Regions from separate parts of the Homo sapiens genome. Here region 2 is linked to region 1. The links are chromatin loops, found by intact Hi-C in ENCODE. Cell type or tissue: endothelial cell of umbilical vein. All regions are shown on one strand. Region 1 overlaps HK1 (hexokinase 1). Region 2 overlaps HK1 (hexokinase 1).

Evidence for each region. A loop is a pair of places that touch in the nucleus more often than their neighbours do. Peaks named below come from ENCODE experiments on the same cell type or tissue, not always from the same donor. Only the 100,000 strongest peaks of a DNase experiment are listed, where the experiment ranks them.
Region 2: a loop joins it to region 1, with 2.9 times the contacts of the local background. A loop is called at or near these places in 65 of 110 quality-filtered maps.

The regions. Positions count from the first base shown.
Region 1 is chr10:69,376,784-69,379,283 of GRCh38, reverse strand. HK1 (hexokinase 1) reads right to left here. Exons shown (of 18, transcript NM_000188.3): 8 at 2,195-2,350. Among named protein-coding and RNA genes, the nearest start is that of TACR2, 39 kb to the left of the region's middle. RefSeq lists enhancers at 1,909-2,429, 2,430-2,500. In endothelial cell of umbilical vein, no CTCF peak of the experiment used is centred here; DNase peaks (open chromatin) are centred at 1,103 and 1,853; H3K27ac peaks cover 2,241 bases.
Region 2 is chr10:69,326,431-69,328,930 of GRCh38, reverse strand. The region is part of intron 1 of HK1 (hexokinase 1); the gene reads right to left. Among named protein-coding and RNA genes, the nearest start is that of HK1, 8.8 kb to the right of the region's middle. RefSeq lists an enhancer at 1-64 and silencers at 664-958, 684-978. In endothelial cell of umbilical vein, no CTCF peak of the experiment used is centred here; a DNase peak (open chromatin) is centred at 970; H3K27ac peaks cover 673 bases.

The DNA of each region.
Region 1 (2,500 bases):
CCTGTAAATCTAAAATTATTCTTAAAAATGTGTTTTAAAATATGTACATATTTTTATTATTGCTGATAGAAATACAGTTGACTTCTGTATCTTATCTCCAGACATCTTTTTTTGACAGATTTTTTTTAATATTTAAAAACAAAACCAACCTCGCCCCAAATAACCCCCAAACAAAAAACCAGATTAAATAAAATGTACAGTGAATATACCCAGCAAACATCTGTATGTGCAATCAAATACTGTGTCTGTTACTGCGGCACGAACCTCAAACAAACAATATACAAGTGTTCTGGGAGGGTCGGGGGAGTCCCAAGTTTTAACTCTGTGGGGTCTAGGAAGACAAGATGGGGAAGTGAGAGAATGGGGAAATCAATTTTGTTTATCTTAATTCTGTCCATATAAATATATTCATAAAGACCAAAAAAGGAAAGGAAGCTTGGGATGTTAAGGTAATACGAGAATAGGAGAGTGTGGGACTTTCCCAATTCTACCTGACCAAAAAATATGAGAGAAATTAATTTTATGATGGGAGAAGAGATTTTAAAAATGATAGAAGAGGATGGGGGCTGGGCACAGTGGCTCACACCTGTAATCCCAGCACTTTGGGAGGCCAAAGTGGGAGGGTCACCTGAGGTCAGGAGTTTGAGACCAGCCTGGCCAACAAGGTGAAACCCCATCCAGACATCTTTTTAACCTCTCCCGTCATTCTATTCATTTGTCTGTAGATATTTTGGGGGTATTCCATATAGACTTTTACCATTTGCAAATAATGACAGTTTCACTTCTTTTTTGATTCTCATACCTTTAATTTATCTCTCGTCTTTTCTTTAAAAACAAAAACAAAAACGAAAACCCACTGGCTAAGACTCCAGTACGATGCCAAATAGAAACTGGTGATACTGTCTCGCTCCTGATTTTAGAGAATGCCTCTAACATCTGCTCTTGTAGGATGTTTTTATAGTTTTTTTTTTTTTGAGATAGCCTTTATTATAATATACATGCTTTCTTGAGCTAGCTGGGTTTGTGTTTCTTGGTAACCAAAGAGTCAATACCAGAAACAGGCCAAGAGGAAGGCATGCATTTCCTGACTTGGCCAGTGATTTTCAAGACAATCCACGAGTCTCCCGCTCCCCTTCCTTCCCAGCCACTGACCAGGAGACTCATGAAAAGGGACAGCTGGAAACTCAGGAGAGTGATCATACAACAAACTCCAGCACATGGATTTGGCAGAAGAGTTGGTCCAGATAAACCCCTTTCCTCTTCCAGCAGCTGCCTTCTCTAACCTCAAAGAGAGCTGATGCAAATCTTCACAAGGAGACAGAGAATCCCGGGTTTCTTGTGTGATGCCAAGGGGCTACAGTTAGTTGCTGGCTGGCTCTGTCCTTCCTTCTAACTGTCCTGTCTCATCTGTTAACCGGTGTTTCTCAAACTTGCACGTCAGGGCACATTTCTGGCTGTTAACAGGTTTCCTCTGAAAGAATGTGTGTGTGGCAGGGAAGGGGTGGTTTCAAGCACAAAAGAAGTTTGGGAAATGACAAGTCAAAGCAAACTGGGTTTTCTTTAATGTGTTGATGATACTATAAATCTGTATTTTTATACTTTATACTTCTTATTCTTTTTTACTGTGAGTCTGTATTTATTTTACCATAATATTGTAAACTGGAAGATAAATGTGCCATATTCCCAATCCTATTGGTCAAGGAAGTCTTTTTTCAGGGAGCACCTAATTAACATCTTGAGGTTACTAGGGTGCCCTTAGTGCCCTCAGCACAGTCTGGAGGTCTCCAGACTGGAAGTGGGAGGTGGAATTCCAAAAACCCAGGCTCCGGGCTTTACCAGCTCCTTGCTCCTTGCTCGAATAGTCTGCTTCCTGGACGCTAATCTTACCCTGAGTGTGTGTGGAGGGTGGGGGTGATGGGCTGATGGGGGTGGGAGAGGAGGCTGCTCTTGTAGCTAGACAGGAAAATCACCTGTGCACTTGAGGCTAACTATGTCATTCTTTAATGAACCGCCACAAGTGCCTTCAGGGAGTCCGGCCCAGAATGGGTCAACTAAGAGTGAGAGGACACGGACCCAGAAAGCCATGACACTCTTGAAGGAAAAGCCACCAAACTTGGACTCAAGAAGTAACAAGGGACCAATTGCTCTTCTCTGCCCCAACACCCCAAGAAAGCCTTGAGGGGATGGTACCTACTTTTCGATGGCTGACACATCACTGGTGTTAAACTTCCCTCGGGTGAGCAGCTCCGGGGTGATCCGCCCTTCAAATAAGAGGCCCTCCTTGGCCATCTTGACTAGGATCAGTCGAACCAGCTCTCCCAAGTACATGCCACTGACCATCTTCTCAAACCTGTGGAGAAAGGCACACCGGCACTTGTCAGCCTTCCTCTGCGCCCCACACACGAGGGCTGGGACAGACATAAAAGGAATGGGAAGCCCCGACTCACCCCTCACCAGCCCCCAGCCTCGCTGGCAGGCAAAACCATGTGCTTGAGTGACT
Region 2 (2,500 bases), 50 kb after region 1:
GAGGCTAGACACAAAAAGCCTCATTTTATATTATTCCATTTATATGAAATGTCCATAAGAGGCAAATCCATTTAAAAAAAAAGAAAAAAAAAGGTAGATAGTGGTTGCCAGAAGCTAGGTGGAGGAAGAAATGGGAAGTGACTGCTAACGGGTAGTTTTTTTCGGAGGGTGATGAAAATATTCTGGAATTAGATGGTGATGGTGCTCGGACAACCTTGTAAATCTATTAGAAACCACTGAATTGTACACTGTACAATGATGCGTTTCATGGTAGGTGAATTATAACTCAATTGAGAAAATAATAAAAGCAGGAGCTCTGCCATCAGCCTTGATGAGGCTGAATGCTGGCTCTATCGTTCACTATCTGGGCCTCACCGTCTGAAATCACACCCACCTCACAAGGGCGTTGTGGGGATGAACTAAGCAAAGGCTCACGATGCCTTTAGCACAGTACATGGCAATGAATACAACAATGAATGTTGGCTTTGGTTCATATGAGTACTAGAAATGATTAAATAAGACCCCTGCTAAGAAAAAGAAAAGCCGGGCGCCTAGTAGGCACTGAATGCCCCCTTCCCTGTAAGGCACCCTCGAGGTCTCCGAGTCTGGAGCCTGTAATCAGGCATAGACTCAAGATGAACATGAGCCGACATTTTCTGCCTCGCACAGGGACAGCTCAGCTTCTGTGTGCAAAGGGCTGAGCCGCCGACTTCACGGTTCAGTTTTCCCTGCCACGTGGGTACAGCCACCCTCTCCTTTTACGGAAGACGGTCTGAGAGGCTGCTGGCTTGAGTTTTCTCTGAGCAGAGCTGGGCACATTTACGCAACAGATAAGCCTGCCCTACCCGGGTCGGATCCACCCGGGAAGAGAGAAAGTGTGTGCAAGTGAAAGCTCACAAATGTGTGTTTCAACTCCCAGAAAAGCTTAACGGAGTCAGCCCACAGCACCAGGGGCCATGGAGAGCCATCCTAAGCCTTTCCCTGCATCAACTATCCCTCCCCAGTGCAGATATCTCAGCAGCAGCAGTCCATGGAGCTGTCAACTTCAGTCCGTGGGACTCTGAAGCAAGGACTCTGATAAGGTAACTCAGGAAATGGGCTAATTTTAAACACAGCTCGAATACTGTGATGTGAATGGAAACAACTGAGGAAGGAAACAGACTAAAACTCATCTATTACAAATTTGCAAAGGTTTGACCATAACAAGGGTTGGTGTGGAACAAAGGCAACCTGCACATACTTCCGATGGGAGTGTGAACTGGCATGACCACGGATGGCAACTTGGCAGAATCTCGTATATGGGAAAACGCACACATCTCTCCGCCTGGTGATCTCAGCCCTAGGTACACAGCTTAGAGCCTAGAGAAACTTGTGCATGCGCTGAATGAGTTGTTCTAGAGAAAGTTCACCAAGGCATTGTTTGTCACTTGAAACATTAGAAACACAAATGCCTATCAAAAGCAGAATAGATGAATTAACTAGGGAGCTTTTATACTCTGTAAGAAACCAGAGCAGTTTAATGAAACAGTTACGTAGATCAACATTTTTAAAATCTCAAAAATACAATGTTGAGCTAAAAGAAAGTAAATGGCGGAAGGATACATACAGTATAGCACCATTTATAAGAGTTTAAAACTGGCTGAGTGTGGGGGCTCAGGCCTATAATCCCAGAACTTTGGAAAGAGGCCTAGGCAGGTGGATCACTTGAGGTCAGGATTTTGAGACCAGCCTGACCAACATGGTGAAACCCCGTCTCTACTAAAAATACAAAAAAATTAGCCAGGTATGATCTCAGCTACTCAGGAGGCTGAGGCAGGAGGATTGCTTGAACCCAGGAGGCAGAGGTTGCTGTGAGCTGAGACCGTGCCACTGCACTCCAGCCTGGGCAACAAAATGAGATTCCATCTCAAAAAAAAAAAAAAAAAAAAAAGTTTAAAACCACACAAAGCAATACCATATATTGCTTAAACACATAGTCAGTATAGCACCATTTACAAAAGATCAAAACCATATATCTATAAAGCAATACCATATACTGTTTATAGACATATGCATATGTAATAAAAGCGTAAAAACATGCATGAAAAGATAAACACCAAATTCAGGACAGAGGTCACCTCCGAAGGGAGAAGCAGCAAACTATCTCAGAGATGGCATAGAAAGGGCTTCAACTGTGTCTGTAATGTAATTGTAATTGTGTCTATAACTTCTCAAGCTGAGTAGCAGACTCAGAGGTGTTTATGTGAACCTCAATCTTCTTTTATGTGCCTCAAATATTTCATAATAAAAAATTAACTCAAATGTATTGATTTGTGAGGGGACAGTATTAAAATACAGGTTCCAAGGTAAAACATTAAAATCAACAAGGACAGGTTTTTCTCCTAAAAGAAGGAAACAGAGGAAGCAAGAAGAGCCCTCTGAATCCTATTCCTGATTTTCTTTCGACCTTAGAAAAATGTTTTATCTCCTCTGGATGGGCCTTCAGTCTCTGTTTCTAAAT